Regions from separate parts of the Mus musculus genome. Here region 1 is linked to region 2. The links are chromatin loops, found by intact Hi-C in ENCODE. Cell type or tissue: heart. All regions are shown on one strand. Each heading gives the region's core, and the rest is flanking DNA. Links, peaks and the distances in the headings are about the cores only. Region 1 overlaps Chd9 (chromodomain helicase DNA binding protein 9). Region 2 overlaps Chd9 (chromodomain helicase DNA binding protein 9).

Evidence for each region. A loop is a pair of places that touch in the nucleus more often than their neighbours do. Peaks named below come from ENCODE experiments on the same cell type or tissue, not always from the same donor. Only the 100,000 strongest peaks of a DNase experiment are listed, where the experiment ranks them.
Region 1: it touches region 2 in a loop (2.5-fold over the local background); 2 of 42 quality-filtered maps call a loop at or near these places.

Annotation. Positions count from the first base shown.
Region 1 is chr8:90,903,497-90,912,177 of GRCm38, reverse strand. The region is part of intron 2 of Chd9 (chromodomain helicase DNA binding protein 9); the gene reads right to left. Among named protein-coding and RNA genes, the nearest start is that of Chd9, 79 kb to the right of the region's middle. In heart, for the core only: CTCF peaks have their summits at 2,864 and 3,993; DNase peaks (open chromatin) are centred at 3,027 and 3,747; H3K4me3 peaks cover 2,363 bases; H3K27ac peaks cover 2,144 bases.
Region 2 is chr8:91,015,606-91,024,286 of GRCm38, reverse strand. It overlaps Chd9 (chromodomain helicase DNA binding protein 9), which reads right to left. Exons shown (of 40, transcript NM_177224.2): 25 at 8,363-8,452; 26 at 2,418-2,521; 27 at 1,355-1,472; 28 at 693-750. Among named protein-coding and RNA genes, the nearest start is that of Gm39221, 39 kb to the left of the region's middle. In heart, for the core only: a CTCF peak has its summit at 4,297 (motif pointing right); no DNase peak of the experiment used is centred there.

The sequences.
Region 1 (8,681 bases), core at 526-8,525, 110 kb after region 2:
TCTGTGAATTTGAGGCAGCCTGGTCTACTTAGAGAGTTCTAGGACAGATAGATAGGTAGACAGACAGGTAGACAGACAGACAGATAGTAAGATCCTGTTTGGGTGAGCATTGAAGTTGAGATAAAAGTCACCCAAGACACTTCTAAGGTGAAAATTCTGTTATTTCATTCATCATAATGTTTTTCTATAGTTTTTATCAAAGGTAATACTTTTTGTTGTTGTTGGTTGCTTGTTTGTTTTTCGAGACAGGGTTTCTCTGTAGCCCTGGCTGTCCTGGAACTCACTTTGTAGACCAAGCTGGCTTTGAACTCAGAAATCCGCCTGCCTCTGCCTCCCAAGTGCTGGGACTAAAGGCGTGCACCACCGCGTCCAGCTAAAGGTAATACTTTCTTACCTTGATGCATACCTACTGACGCAAGAGTTTTCTTTCAAAAAAAAAAAATTGTGTGTGTGAGAAAACCAACTATACTATCTGTTTTTAAACCTTTGCCTTTTCTTAACACAAAATGCTTTCTCTGCTTGTGTGTTTGTGTGTATGTATGTGTGTGTTTTCAGATGATAGATGTCATGAGATACACAGAATCCTAAACTTCTAAAGCTAGGGGAAACGGCTTTTTCTTTGTTCTTGATTTAGGATCTCATCATGTATCCCTGGCTGACCTAGAACTCCTATGTAGAACAAGCTGGCCTCAAACTCAGAGATCCACCTGTCTCTACCACCTGAGTTCTGAGAGTTAATCGTTTATGCTACTACTTGTGGCATCCAAGAAACTAGAGATGACAGGAGTCAAGACACCTAACTATAGTCACACAGCTAGTTAAGACAGAATAAACTCATTCTCCCCAACAAGTCCTCCAAGAAAAGGACTTTACTGGCACCCCAGCTCCCTGGTATTTTCTAATAGCCTTTAAAACACCATCTTCTACTCAATCACAGGATGGTATGTGGGAGAGCTGGGGGTGGGGGTGGGGCGACATGTCTTTTTACTACACTATCCACTTTCCCTAGATATTTATTATTCCAGTATGATAAAGTTACTATTAACTACTTCTGAATTCGTTCCCTATTGCATTTCATGTCCCTGTTACATAGTCTGTAGTTCAAAGGAAACTAAAAGGACACATGACAATACTTTGGAAATTAATGGAAATTTTGGGGTTGTTTGGTTTTGAGTCAAGGTCTTGCTATGTAGTCCTAGTTAGGCTGGAACCCACTTCATCTACAGAGACCCTGCTGCCTCTGCCTTCCAGTGCTAAGATTACAGGCCCATGCCACCACTTACAAACCAGTGAATTACTAAAGTCAGTGAGAAAAATTAAAGTTCTGTTCACTGTAGCTAGTGTGAATTCCTTTTTATTTATTTTTTATTTTTTTGGTTTTTTCGAGTAGTCCTGGCTATCCTGGAACTCACTTTGTAGTCCAGGCTGGCCTCAAACTCAGAAATCTGCCTGCCTCTGGCTCCCAAGTGCTGGGACTAAAGGCGTGCGCCACCACTGCCCGGCTAGTGTGAATTCTTAAAGCCACATTAGAAACAGAAGTCTTTTGGAACATAAAACATAGGTTAAGATGCTCAGAGGAATAGGTTAATATCATGAAACGTTTATCCAACATCCAGCCTAAGGCTCTATGCTACCTGTTGTTAGCAAAAGGGGTTATCTAAATTCAAGTGTTGTAAATTCAAGAGAAACACTGTGGGCATCCTTTAGCTGAAAACATTGTCCGATTCTCCAAATGGGAAATCCTCTAAAGTTTGTATTCTGTGTATGCACGTGTTTGCAGACTTCCTGGTTCTCTCAAAAACGATTGTACAGTTATATTTAGGTAGAGTAACATTACATAAAACAATCCCTATTTTCTGTTCAAATCATAAGCCAAAGGACTAGAGAACTGAAGTCATAAAAAGTGGCATCAAAACTGGAAAACTAACTCCCAATAGTAATTCTAGTGGCTCAGGGGTTAGGAGTACTTTTTGTTGCTCTAGAGGAGCCAGGTTCCTAGCACCCACATGGCAGCTTACAACTGTCTGTAATTCCAGTTCCAGGGCATGCTGTGCTCCAGTGACCCCACTGCTCTTGCGGGACGCCCTGTCACAAGTAACCAAAGTGAGACAGCAGACAGGGGGCAAGGCTGCACGAGCATATCTATCTATCTATCTATCTATCTATCTATCTATCTATCTATCTATCTATTTATCTATCTATCTATCTGTGTCTGTGCGGGCAAAATACCCATATGCATAAAATAAAACTTTAAAAATATTTAAAATATTTATTTGTGTGTGTGTGTGTGTGTGTGTGTGTGTGTGTGTACACTTGCATGTGCAGGTGTCCACAAATCAACATCGATCTGGAGTTACACATGTCTGTGAACTGCCTGATTTGGGTGCTGGGATCTGAACTCTGGTACAAACACAGCAGTAAGTGCTCTTAACCTCTGAGCCATCTCTCCAACCCAGTGTGATGGTGGTTTTTATTAATAAACTTTATTGCATAGGGCAAGATCAGGTAAATGGATAAAAGTCACCTTAGGGTCAGGAGCAAGCTCCCCAGAAAAGTAACCGTGCAGCACTGTTAATACCTCGACTGTGTCACAACTTTAATTCGCATCTACTTTGTCCTGAAAAGTTTTTGCTTTCCCTTTTTACCAGGCAAACCAAAACCAAAAAAGGAACAAGCAAATCACTCTATGAGCTGGCAGCTGTGACAGGCCAGGAAGACACACAGGCTTTCCGGGTCCGTGCTTGGCTTCGGGATGGATGTCCGCGAGGAGAGCCTTGGAACCACCCAACACGTCCCACACCCTGACAGACTCCGAGAAAGCAGCAGCACTGGCAGGCGGGGACCCGCTGCAGACGCGGAGAGGCCCTCAAGGTGGCCTCCCGGGCGTGGGGGAAGGCGGTAAAGGGGACCCAGAGGCAAAGCTCAGGGTAGTGCTGAGGGCGTGCTGTGCTCCCGGGACCCCACTGTTCGCGCGGGACGCCCTGTCACGAGTAACCGAGGCGAGACACCGGGCGGGGGACAAGGCTGCCAGACGAGGGAAGCCCGCGCCTAGGCGGGGATCGACCCTGGGGGAGGCCAGGAGCAGCGCCCGACCCACCGGGGTTCACCTCCGGCCCAAGCAACAGGCGCAGCGGCGGGTCCCGACCCGGGGTACCGGACTAGGGGCGAGGGCACCGCTGCAGCCATGACAGGCGGGCGGGCGGGCCCCGGTGTGCCCGGCTGCACGTGCGGGCAGCGCCCCCCTCCCCGGCCCCTAGCCCCAATCATCCGCCCCTTAAGAGCGGGGAGCCCGGTCCCCGGGTGGGTGGGGGGAGGCGCATGTACTCACCGCCACCGCTAAGACTCCCCGCCGCCCCCCGCCTCGCCCTCTTACACTGACACGCGCGGCCGGCCGGGCGGGGGCGGCCTCCAGCGACCACCGGGCTACCAGACCCTCCCCCGCCAGTCTCCACCAGTTGAGCAATGTTTGCTGTCCCGCTGCGCCCCGGGTGTCCTCCCCACGCCGGAGGAGGCGGGCGGCAGCGCCGAGCGGCGGCACTTACCGGCTGCTCGGCCAGGCCCCCCTGTCAGCGCCCGGCCGGGAGCGAAGGAGGGAGGCGAGCAGGGGCGCCGCCCCCGCCCCCCCCCCGCGCGCCACGCACCCGCCTGATTGGCCCGGTTCACTCCCCCAGCGCGACCCCACCAGCCCCTGCGAGCGGCACTCCCGCAGCAACCGGCGCCTCATTTGCATATCTGTGACCGCGCCGCTGATTGGCCCGGGCGCACAGGGGCGGCCGTGACCGGTGCAGCTCGGGTCGTCGCTCGGTCCGGCTAGGGCTGCCCAAGAAAGGAGGATACCCACGCGGCTCCGCGCCCCTCCGCCTGGCCCGACCTCCGACGGAGGGCAGCAGGAGGCGGGGTTGCTACCCTGCTCCGGGGCGGTCCGCGCGGTTCCACGCGCAGCCCAGGGCGGCCTCGGGGCGGGGAAGGGCTGGGGCCGGGCGCCCTCTGGCCGGAGCGTGGGGCAGTGCAGAACCCGCTCCCCCGCCGCCACGTCAGGCCCCGCCACGTCAGGCCCCGCGGGCACGCCCCGGCTGCCCGAGGCCTTGCGGGGTCGGCGCCGAGGTCACTCCCGTGGGCTCTGGAAGCCCTTCTGAGCGGCGTGGCTCTGACCCACCACGTCCTCCGTGCTCTCCACGTCCCCGGGTACACGCGGTGTACTGTGAAAACCGGGAGCCCGGCGAAGGCCGCCGCCGATGATGCAGCGATTAAAGAAAGCTAGGTGCGGAGCACCTGCTGCGGAAAAGGCGCCCGGACCGAGTCCTGATCTACGCGACAGCGTGCCTCGAGTGGGAAGACTGCCCCAGGTTCAGGGCTCACGTACCGGATCGCCATTAGAAAGGGGAAGGGAAACGAAAGAGGGACTGCATAAATAAATGACAGGTGTGCTAAGCTGGTTCAGGAATTGAGAATGCACTTGAAAACCACTGTCTTCAGAAGGCGCTGGGACACAGGAGTTCCTTCTGTCACTAATTAACTGACTGACCTACATTGTCGCGAAGTATCCCAGGGCCTTGGTCTTCTCTTCTGTATAACGAAGAGGCTGGACAGATCTTCTAAAAGCGTTCCGGCTCTAAAATTCCATCAGCCTCTACTTTCAGACCCAGAAGTGACCTTATAACCTAATTAATTTTTTAAATCACTATTCAGGTTCAAGATAGACAAAATGCTGAAGGTTTGAACTTCGGTAAACCTACCTCTCTATGTTCGTTCAAAGCTGCTTAGTGTTTTCAAATCCAGTGTGGGTGAGACTTACCATGCATCCTTTAGTGGACCAAAATCTCCTGAATTTGAGGTTCCATATAGGAACACTGTCAACCTGGTTTGTACATAACCAGAATCGGTTGCGGTATACATGATGAACTGGTTAATTTTTTAATTAAAATGTTATATACATCTCTTTATGGGAGAGGGGGTATGTGATGGTCAGAGAACAACTTGCAGAATTCAGTTCTGTCTTTTCAACATGTGGATTCTGGTGGCCAAAGTAGGGCCTCAAGCACTCTTGCCAACTGAGTCAACACGGAAGCCAATATTTTAAAGGGTCTTCCCCATGCTAACCAGGCACTACCGAGAGCTACATCTTCTACCTAAGCAATCTCATTCTTTAAATGAGAGAACTCATGACCTCCAGAATAGATGGTTCTCCTAGCTGAGATACTGATGGAGCTGGGAGAAAAAGGTGCCAGAAAGGTTACAATTACAGCTGTGCTTACTCTAAAGGATACTTAGTAACGAGAACCTCACTGAAGGAGAATTAAGATGCGCAGTCACGCCCTTGGAACTCTCAACTCCCTACATTGCTTATTTGTATTGTGTTCTATTTTGCGAACTTAATTTGAGTCAAATTTAAGGCCAGTACCATTTATCTGGCATTGCAAAAGTTACTCCATATAGATGAAAATTTTCAGCTACTTGAAAAGGAAAACTTTCCTTCCCATGATCTGATGGAAAACTCATGGTCTCTTGAACACAGCTTTCTGGTAATTATGTATAGCTAGTAATTAAGAAACATCAATAATTATCAACATTACTGTGCTCACAATCTGTGAGTGCCCTCAAAAATGTGTAGAATTTATTCCCGTAATAAAAGCCCCCACGATCCCTATGGCTGTTTTTCTATGTCTCCATCACAGTAAGGCTGACACTTTGCAATGCTTTTTACCAAACAAGTTCCTTTTGGTGTTTTTTGGTTTTGCTTTTTTTTTTTTTTTTTAATTTACTTTTTTGGTGTTTTGATGATATGTGAACTTAAAGTTCAAATTTAAAAAAAACTCACTACACATATTTGTGTGCGTATACTTGTGTACATTAGCTTACATGTGTGTAGCAGTCACAGGACAGCCAGCTCAGGATGTCACTTCTTTCCTACCTGGGAAGCCACCTCATGTCAGAAATCATGTTTACCTGACTGAACCACCTACCTTGCTGGCCTTAAACTATCAAGGTTTCAGGATTTTATTAACTTTTGATGGGGTTCACCCTCTCCACAACTTTTTCAACAGGTTCTACTCATACCTAGTTTGGCTATTCAGTGACTGGTTTTCAATGTGGTGTTGGTCTGGATTTTGTTTGTTTGTTCTGGTTTAGTTTTTTGAAACAGGTTTTTGCTATGCTATGTATGCGAGGCTAGCCTTGAATTTGTAGTCTTTCTCACCTTTATCTCCCAAGTGCTGAGATCACAACTAGGGTCACCTATTTACTAAATCCTGGTGGTACTGTCAGTGATCTTTCTGGGATGAACTCCCCCCAAAATATAGCAGAGGATGATTGTGAAACAACATGGTCTCTTGATGTTAGCAATGAGCCATCTCACGAACAACATCAAAATCTAGTAAAAAACGTTCTTATCAGGCCATGAATGTCCAAAGCCAAGTAGTGGTCAAAAGGGATCCGGACAGGAACCCCTTCCCACTCAAAAGAAGGAACAGCTACATTCCTAAGCAGTGTCTCAAAGCAAAAAGGCCTCACAGCGATGGACACAGTGATCCAAATTGCCAGGAAGCCCATGCAGTGACACTGTGTGTGTGTGTGTGTGTGTGTGTGTGTGTGTGTGTGTGTGTGTGTGTGTGAGAGAGAGAGAGAGAGACATTAAAACTGCTCAATGAGGAAAGGATTCTTTTTTCCCATTTTATACACAAAGAAGGTTTGGAATTTGTCATGGTTACAGCGTCATTGACAGAAATATTTAAACACAGAACTATCTGGTCTCAACACCTACACTTCTAAACCATTACACTGCATCCAGCCTTCAGCTTGAGTTTCCTATTCTATGTTTATAAAATCCTTTATTTTGAAGGAGTGCGTAACTAGTTTGACACCTTAGAAGGTAGAATTTCCTACAGCGACATTTCAATTTAGGTCTCCAAAAGACAATCTCACCATGCAAATTGGTGAGCTTCTTCTGTAAGTTTGAAAAGCGATTATCCTCTAGATGTACCTCTTCCATATCAGACTTCCGGTTTCTCTGACTTGACCCTCCCCAAATGTAAATGACAAAGAAAAAACATATAACTGATTTCATTAGCAACTCCTTCCAGGACCCGTTCACTCTGGAGTAAACCGAAACACTCACACTGGAAACTTGAAAACGCAGGTTTAGAACTTCCTTTACTAAACCCTGAGAAGAGATGCCCATGTTTCCAGCGCCCCAGTGCTCGAGTACAGGGATGGGCCCCATTCTGCCATAGAAACGAAGATTGAGAGACACATAGATCTAAGACAGATCTTACATTGCTGGGAGAAATATATTGGGAAAGTTGCCTACAGAAGCAAGAAAGCTGGGTTCCCCCCCCCCCAAACACACACACAAATTTTTAGTTCTTTGAAACAGAGATGCTCTTGACCCAGGCTATACTCAAATTCACTCTATAACTAACGATGATTGAATTTCTGATTCCTAAGTACTGTTTCCTAAGCACAGGTGTGAGCCTCCATACCCAACCCCCAACAATGTTCTATAGGTTAAGAGAAAAGTGACTACATCTTGGCTAGAATATACCTGGCTTATCTAAAGATAATATCCCTGAAGTCAGAGCTGCTAAAGCCCCAGGCCCCAGTGTTGGGGGATGTTTTGGTGCACTATGTATTCAATTGCTAATGAGATCGGGTGGCAGTTGGGAGTTTGGTATTGTCATGATTATGAAGTATTTCCTGACTCCCTATTTTGTAAAACCTTGTTCTCCTGCCATCATCTTCTGGTTGGTCAGTAAGAGAAGATCATCAGATAGTGGGCAGGAGAGGAAAAGGGGGGAATTTCTGCCCCCCACCCCCAGCCAGGGGGAGGGTCTCAATTGGTAGCCAAGGAGTCTCCACACAGGAATAAAGAAGAAGGCCAGGGGCAGACCAAGATGGCAGGTACTGGGCCACATGGCTGGGAAGTAGGTCATGCCAGCATTGTCAGGTTAGAATAGGCTCAAAACCTGCCCAGAAACAATGCCCGGAGCTTATTAATAAACATAAATTTCTCAGTGTCACTAATAGGGGACAAGGAAGGTCTTCTACTATTACACATGACTCTAATGATTTTACCTTCTACAGTTTGCTAAGAACCTGGCAGGAAAAACAGACTAGAAGCAAATATGACCTGAGACAGGTCATATTCCATACTATGGAATAGGCGGAACAGTGAAAGGAAAGAAAGTTAGAGAATCCAGACTCCTGATTTCAAAACTTTCTCTAAAGATATAGTAATTAAGAGTGTGGTAGTGCCGGGCGTGGTGGCGCACACCTTTAATCCCAGCACTCTGGAGGCAGAGGCAGGCGAATTTCTGAGTTTGAGGCCAGCCTGGTCTACAAAGTGAGTTCCAGGACAGCCAGGGCTCTACAGAGAAACCCTGTCTCGAAAAACAAACAAACAAAGAGTGTGGTAGTGATGTAAGGATCAACAGAAAAGAGCAAGAAGCCCAGAAATAAACCCTACCATGTGTGGTTCACAGAAGAAAGTTGACCCTACCTCAAACTACCCAAGAACCCTAATGGACCATGCTGCGTATAAGAGATAAACCTGTAATTTGGAAGAAGCTGATGGGAGTAAGGAATACGGTTTTTGGGAAAGGCAGGAGGGTCTCTGTGAGTTTGAGGCCAACCTCATCTATATAGCAAATTCCAGGACAACCAGTGCTAAATAGAGAAACCCTGTC
Region 2 (8,681 bases), core at 391-8,390:
AGTCTGGAGTTTAGACCATACCAGGAGGAGAACCCTACTTGGGGGCTCTGAGTACAGGGAATGTTAGATTACCTCTCCCTTAATTTTTTTTACATTTATTTATGCATTATTTTTATTCATCAATATATGCATGCATGTGTGCATGCCAGCCACGGTGTATATGGGTATGCCACAGGAACACTTCCCTCAAGTTTGTTCTTTTACCACCATTGAGGTTTCGTCTTTAGAGTTGGCAGCGAGCATACTCCCAGGCTGAGCCATCTCAGTTTATCTGATGTCTCCTCGTTCCTTGCACTCTAAGCTGAGCTCTCATTCCTGAAACCCCACGATTGTAGCAGTGACTCTCCACACTGTCTTGCTTTCTTTAAATTACGATGGCATTTTAGGATCTTGCTAGATGCTTTCCTTTCATGCAGTCCTTCTCAATGGAGGTATAGTTTCGATGTTTTTGTGTTTACCTGAGTATCTGCTTTTACTTGGTTTTCAAGTTTTGTCCCAAGATGCTATACTTCTTGGTTCTAAGAAGTATGAAATATAGGCAAACTGCATTCCATGTCCAAGCCAGTTTTAATCTAGCAGTGGATGTCGGGCAATCCTAAATGATTATTCGTGATGTTCATCAATTTAAATTGATCACTTACTTATAAGGAATACCTAATAATGAAGTTTAAAAAATGTGATCCAAAACATACCTCAATATCATCTTTAAAGATGGCTGGGGCAGGCTTGTATTCTGGATCTTCCACATCCCTGTTAGAATAACACATGTTCTCATTATTGTAATAGACTGATGATTTCTCGGCTTGTCTTAGAGGTCAATTTGATTCTCAGCACTGCAGAAAAAGTAGTGCGATTTGGTACACACTTATGAGCCCAATGGTAGGAAGGTACAGATGGGGGGTTCCTGGAGCTTGTTCATTTACCAGATTTGCCCACTCCCTGAAAAAAGGCCTCTCTCTCCCAAAAAAAAAAGGTTGGCAAGAGCTGAAAATAACACCTGCAGTCGTCCTATGCACTCAATGCACGTGGTCTTGCTAACACCCCCCATCCCCCCCCAACACAGATAAACCTTGAGTTGTAAAGTAAGTTTAGTGGATTAGAGCACTTGCTGCTCTTGTAGGGAACCCAGGTTTGATTCGTGACACCCACAAAACTGGTTCTCAACTCTCTATAACTCCAGTCCCAGGAGATCCAAAGCCCTTTTCTGACTTTAGGAGCACTAGGCATGCAAATGTTATCTATACATACATGCAGGAAAATTGCATAAAACAAACAGTAAACAAATCTAAAGACAAAGATGAACCCCACAGACAGGGAAAGCAAGCCCATGGAGCCAAGTGTGACCCACACATACCCATCCATGTAGTCATTGGCTCTCTGCTCAGCAGCGACAGCCTTGTCGTCAGGCTTGCCCACTCTTTCCAAGAAGCACAAAGCTGGGTCTGCTCTGATCGTGTTGTACTTTTCATAACCTGGAAGGACCGCCAGTTATAATGATTCAGAGGACAGAAAAAAGTTGTGAAAACACAAGGGTTCCTTATATGCACAATACTGATATTCTGGGATTAAAGGAACATTATATTTAAGTAATACATGCTAAATATGCTGTCTTGAAATAGTCACTAAATATTACACGGTCAAACAATATCACAAATTTTTTAATGTATCTGTTACAAAGAAAAATAGAGGGAGGGCCCAGTGGTTCAGAGAGTTCCTGCGCATGTAAAAGACCCAGGTTCAGTTCCCAGGACCCATGTTACGCTGCTAACCACAGCCTTTAATTTCAGCTCCAGGTGATCCAACATTCTCTTTTTAATGACTTGTGCATTGGACGCATGTGAACACACATCATTAAAAAATCAAATCTTAAAAAAAAATGCCACAGCAACAACAATGAAACCAGAGCTGGAGATGGTTCAACAACTGAGAGCACCGCTGACCTTGCTGAAGACCTAGGTTTGGTTCCCATCACCCACAGAGTGGCTCCCAGCCATCCTAACTCAGGTTCAAGGTCATCTGGTGCTATCCTCTGGCATCTTAGTGTATCAGGAATGCATGCAGAGCATACACACACACGGAGAAAAAGCATTTGAATGTATAAAATAACAATAAATACACCTTATCAATCAAAAAGAATAAACTGATCACACACAGAATCGATGCAACTCTTCTAAGAGAGAAATCTGTGTAACACTGAAAGCCCAGAGGGCAAGTCACATATACCACCATCTCATGAGGATTTGATTTTAGTTTGACAATCTATGGTTTAATGATTACACGTGTGTGTGTGTGTGTGTGTGTGTGTGTGTGTGTGTGTGTGTGTGTGTGTAGTAAAACTGTAAGTGAAAACCAATAAACTAAAAACCTGGGAATTCCATTATCCACAGAAAGAGCTCTCCCCCTCACTCCTTACTTACCGTGCTTAAAAACCCCAATAAGAAGAGACTTATCAGCATCAAAGTCCCACCACGCAGCAGGAACCTCGGAATGGTCTGGCTCTGGCACCCACACATCAATGTCACTTAAAAACAGCACAACATTATGAATTTTATAAATGTGTATAAAGGAGGCAAGAGGTATAAGTGGTGTTAACAGCAACAAAGATCTCACAGAATGAACTAACATTATGTTCAGCAAAGCCAATGCGTCTCAGCAAGGGCTACTGTCTGGTTCTCCTAAGGCAGTCTTCTCGGCACTGTCGCCCCCCCCCCACACACACACACAGAGCACCTCACTGGGTTAATATAGCAGTAAATAGCATTGTAAGACAAATCTTCAGCTGAGAACACCAGGTTCTGAGAGGTCAAAGGAAGTGCTTTGTGCAAAAGAACGCTATGGCTCATCTCAGATCAGCTTTGTTAAGATCACACTTAAAAATGTAGGGTTTTAATTCATAATTTAATTAAATCATACAAAGCACTACTTTAGTATTAATATGTAAATATATATTAATTTATATATATTCATACTATTCAGTAAAAAATGACAGTGTTCAGATTATTACAGACTCTGACAAAAACCCATAATGCCTTGTCAGTTTGTCTTTTTTTTTTTCCCCGAGACAGGGTTTCTCTGTGTAGCCCTGGCTGTCCTGGAACTCACTCTGTAGACCAGTCTGGCCTTGAACTCAGAAATCCACCTGCCTCTGCCTCTCAAGTGCTGGGATTAAACGTGTGCGCCACCATCACCTGGCAGTTTGTCTGTTTTTATAACAGCGAGCTGGCAATAACTCGTCTACTCCCTCCCACCCCATGATACCATTCTCCCTGAAACGTTCTCCAAATGATGCAGGTGACATCACCTGTAGGCCTGTTTATTTCTTTGATGGTAATTTAGAACAAGTATAGGATAAAAGATACATTCCTAATGTTTAATAGCTAGCGTGTGTGTGTCCTGTATGTGTCCATGTTTCCTGATATTCAGTAGTCAAAGGGTAGAAACTGAGTGGACTACACTACAGAAAACAAAATAGACTAAGAATTTTACTATTTGATTTCATGACACTATTAATTTTTAAGGAGTCAGAAAACTAATCTAATACAAAGTAATACTATCTCTGTCTGATCACTATCATTTCCTAAATTAATTAGCAATTAATTTAGATCTTAACTGTTAAGTTTCCTGGTAATAATTAAGTTCTATGCCAAAAGTTCTTTAATAATTTGGCTGTCATATAAAAACAAGCTGACAAATGTGCTCCTGGAGCCGACAAAGACCCCTTCATGTGACCAGCAACAGCTGTGAGAGAGAAGGCACATACAAAGAGTTTCCCGAGGAGATAAAGGATGATGAGTGGCTCAGCTCTGTGGTTCGCAGTTGTCTTCAGAAGGGCTTAGCCCATGGGGAGAAAGAACTCGGGGGATGCGACACTGATAATCTGTTAGCACCTTAAGCAGGTACTTCATTGTATCTCCGCTATGAAACAAACCAAAACTGAAAATGTTTCGACTGAGTAGAGAAATAGAATGATTTTTCTGCACTTTTCAAAAGTTGAAAAAAAGATAAAGAAACTTAGCTAAAGAAAATATTTATTTATTTATATTTTTTAAAGATTTATTTATTTTATGTATATGAGTACACTGTAGCTGTCTTCAGACACACCAGAAGAGGACACTGGATCCCATTACAGATAGCTGTAAGCTACCATGTGGTTGCTGGGAATTGAATCCAGGACCTTTAGAAGAGCAGTCAGTGCTCTTAACTGTTGAGACATCTCTCCAGCCCAAAATACTTATTTTTTGATGGAGTTTCTAACTCAAAAGGAGGAGAAATGGGATCAAACAATGTCCCTTGTCCACCACCAGGTGGCGCTTTAAGCCTGGCTCTTTGTGATGAAAAGCTTTGCCCATGCTCCTGCTTGTGAAAGCATCAGTCAGTATACATACAGTTGGTAGTTCAAACCGAGTGCCACAGGAACATGAGGTGTTTGTAAACTGTTAGCAAAAGGGATACAAGACAGACTCACATGTGTTGCTGGGTTTTTCTGGTTCTTTATTGTGTTTTGTTTGGTTTTTGAAGGCTGTGCTATGCTATGGAGGCAAGGCTGATTAGAATTCACTATGCAGATCAGGCAGACAGGAAACTTTTGTTCACTCTGGTTCAGCCTCCCAAGTGATTGATTTCTGCCTTGAAAATGATGTGGTATTTCCTGCCTAAGGCCCTTTAAGACTTCCTAGGTTAAATCTTCCATTCAAAATATGCTTAGTACCAATAACTGCAATGAATTTAAACGGATGCCCTTGACTTTGTAAAGAGGCACCTGCAGGAATTCCTGACCAATAGCATGATGCAGTATTGGATATGTGGCCCTATGTGGCCCAGCACAGACTTGGAGACACAGAAAGACAGGCTTAGTCCATAGAGCTGAGGAAAGGAGGGGTTAGCAGAGAAAGGAGAAAAAGAAAATGTTCTAATCATAGTAACCAATCGTGGCAAGTATAAAAAGGTAAAATTAAAGTAAGAGGTACAGACTTGAGATAGAGATCTGAAAACATTAGAATAGATATAAAACGTTAAGCCACCAAGATGACAACCCCAAATAATGAAAGCTAAGTGGTAAGTGATGTGTGATAGTTGTTCTCAAACATCGCATTGGTGACTCTAGAATGACCTGAGGAGTCATTTGGGTTAGGGGTTATTTGGATTAGCGTAACAGAGGGGAAAAGCTACTCACTCTGCGGGGCACCATTCCCTATGCCTGGACCCTAAGCTCTAGAGAAGAAATAGAGTTGAGCACAGGAGTTTACTACTCTCTGCTTCCTGGCTGAGAAAGTAACATGGCCAGCGGCTTCAAGTTCCTGACATAAAAGAAGTGAGTCTATGACATCAAAAGGAGTATTAATATGGTGGAAGAGACACTGTGTTCAAACGTGATGCATTTTGTGTACAAATTTGTGTTTAAGGTGGAGGAGATGTAAACTTAATAAAATCCAAAGAGATGTATTTATTTTTAAAAAAGAAAAAGAATAATCAACAGAACATTGACTAGGATACCAAAAGTAGGTCAGTAGGTCAGTCATAGCCAGAGGAAAAGAGGCAATTAGTCAGCAAGTATTTATTGAGTACTTAACAGTTTAAGATTCTCCATTCTACTTGGGGAGGAGAATGCTCAGGATTGAGCCTAGGTCCTTATGTGATAGGCAAGGGCTCTATAGAAATCGATAGTCCCAGCCACAGATGATAATGTATGAGAATACAATGATCAATAAGACAGAAGTGAATTACAATGAAAGAAAAAGTTTTGAATAGCAAAGGAATTAAGAGACATTAAAATAGATGATTGGATGTACTTTAGATGGCATGGCAGGAAGGCCTACTCGAGAGGACAGCAGTTCTGCTCAACTTTGAAATATACACATGGATAGCTCTCTTTTTGTAATTTCCATTATATGTGTATCGGTGCCTGCGTGCTTGTCTGTGTACCATTTGTGTGCTCTTGGTGGCCAGAAGAAGGTGTCAGACCCCCTGGAACTGGAGTTGGAGTGCTGTAGCTGCTCTGCAAGGCTGAGAGTCTAACCTGGGGTCTTCTGGAAGAGCAGACAGTGTACAGAACTGCTAAGCAAACTCTGGAGCCACTTACATGGACAGTTCTTTGGGAGATCTGGACAAAGCATATTTGGACCAGAACAACACAGTGTGAGCTTGACCTGTTGGATGAACAGAAACAACAGAGTGGCTGGAACCAGAGTAAGGGGCAGAGTGAAGGGAGTAAGAGAGGTGTGGGCTCTCCTAGGTTCTAGAGCCTGGATTCTGCTTTAGGGGGACATTTTGAAGAGATGTAACAATGCTTTGGGAAAAAAAATCACTCTAGCTGCTGATTGAAGAACAGAGTGTAGAGAGATTGTGGAGACAAGAATAGTCAATGAGTAGGTCTCAGCAGAAATTTACAAAGAGAACTGAAGCTAGACTAGAGGTTTAGAGAAGAGAAGGAAGGTGCCCACTTGGCCCATTTTTCATGGAGCTCGAGGAGTTAAGTCTTCTTTCATGGAGGAGGAAGAAGACTCGAGAATCACAGCCATGAGCGGGATTCAGTAATGCTGGAGAATTCTTATGAGAATGCAAGGAATTGGTGGGTAGAGGAAGCACCATGGATACCTATGAAAGACAACATTTTAAGAAGCAAAGAGAGAAAGAACAAAGGAAAGAAAGAAAGAAAGAAAGAAAGAAAGAAAGAAAGAAAGAAAGAAAGAAAGAAAGAAAGAAAGAAAGAAAGAAGGAAGGTTGGTTGACTGTGTAACTGTGTATGCTAAGAAATACTTTTGTGCAATCATGTTAGAATGGGCTGATGATAAAAAAAGTGCAAACAAAGAAGTAGAAACAGAAAATCCAGGAGCCTGTTGCGAAGGGAAGCATTAAAACAGAGATAGACACTATGGAAGTTCTTTTCCTTTTATCATAAGTAATATGAACACGTGTGTACGCAAGAGGGAGGAAGGATGGGGAAGGAGGAAGAGAAGGGCCCAGGAAAGAAAGATTACTTCAGAAGTAAGGCTCTTAAATGAACAGTAGAGAAGGGCTCCAAGGCTGTGAATTGGCGAAGGAGAGGCAGGTAGGTAGCATGGATGCAGGCTGCTCTTGACTGGTTGTGTTCTTCAATGAAACAGGTCATTTTTACACATTGTTGGTGAGTTGAAAGGGTGCTTTGAGGAAACAGGTAAGGAAGAAAAGAAGTTTCCAAGCCAGCATGGTTAAACAGTCTGTTCGTTCCTTTTAATTTTGAATAGTCATGGCTTTGAAATGAATTCATTTCCCATTATGGGTGTTTTCCTAGCCATGTTCAGGTGCTTAGAGGAAGGCAGGAAGTAGGTAGATAACTTAGCTTTACCCAACCTGAAGTTATACTAGGTGCATTAAACAGTGAGACAGGCAAGCAATGGGGTTGAGGAATTTAGTATCTTAGGGAATAAAACTAAATAATAAGGGAAAAAAGGAGGGACACAAAAAGGTAATGTCTAGTGACTGAGTGGTGCAAAGATGCCAAATGAGGTCAGAATTCTAAGGACAAGTTCCCAAGCTGCAACTGAGTTGGAAAGGCTGAGTAGTGATCAAAAGTCACACTGATGGGGTTGACAGGGTGGATCGGGCCTACAAGTGCACGTGTGTCTGTACCACAGACACAGGTCAAGAGCCTGGGAGCCCAGGGTATTGTTGGGTTTCACGTGGCTGCCGTATTAGAAGAGAATGAGTACAGGAAAGTTCAGGTTCTACTTGGTGGTGGGAAGCTGAGGTTACGTGTACTTGATGGCTGGCTTACATTTAGTTCCTGAGACTCTGGGGCTAAGTGAGTGGTCAAGGTGTGTACAAGTGTAGAAGAGACACTGCAGAGACGAGACTGAAACACACTGCCTGGAGCTAAGAAGCAAGATGAGCCTAGAGTGCTTCCTCCTGGCTCTTCCTTTGCATCTCATCCATGCAGCAAAGCAAAGTCTCATTCCTATTCATTGCTGCCACAAACTACTTAAGGATAAATATTCATTTTGTCTTTATCTTCAGTGTTTCACAATGCCTGAGAGTATTCAAAATTGGTCCTGACTGGAGGTGTAGACAGGTGGTAAAGTGCACCTGGCAGGCACAAGCACACTCCCTGGGTTTGAACCAATAACACAAAGAAGACAAAATAACACAGACTTTTCTGAAGAGATGAATTAACTGTCAATTTCATGGGTTTCTACCTGAATTCCATCTGGCTACATACAATTCTTCAAATCATTACTCCCACATTTGCTGCTGCATTTTATAAGAGAACCAAGGATGAGAGTAACAGAGGAGAGGCCAGGGATGGACCCCTAAATCCAGGGGACTGTCCTCCACTGACTATGTGATTTTCTGTCACTTTACTGTGTTATTAAAACATTTAAGTTACCTTGCATCAACTCCATCAAAGACTTTTTGACTCTCATTTCCAATGACTTCTTGCTTTAGATAGTACAGCATCCTTACACGAAGCAGGACTCTATGAATAGATAGATAGGTAAACAAACAAACAAATACATAAATAAATCAACCAACCAACCAACTACAGGAGACACAAAGATGTTAAGTCACTAAAGGGAAAAACCAGTCAAGGTGGGGGATTATCTATAGACTTTTGTTAACTTTCTGGTGTGTTTTGTCTGTCTGCTTGTTTGAGAGGATTTGCTATGCAGCTTTGTCTGGTCTGAAACTATGAACTCATGGGTGAC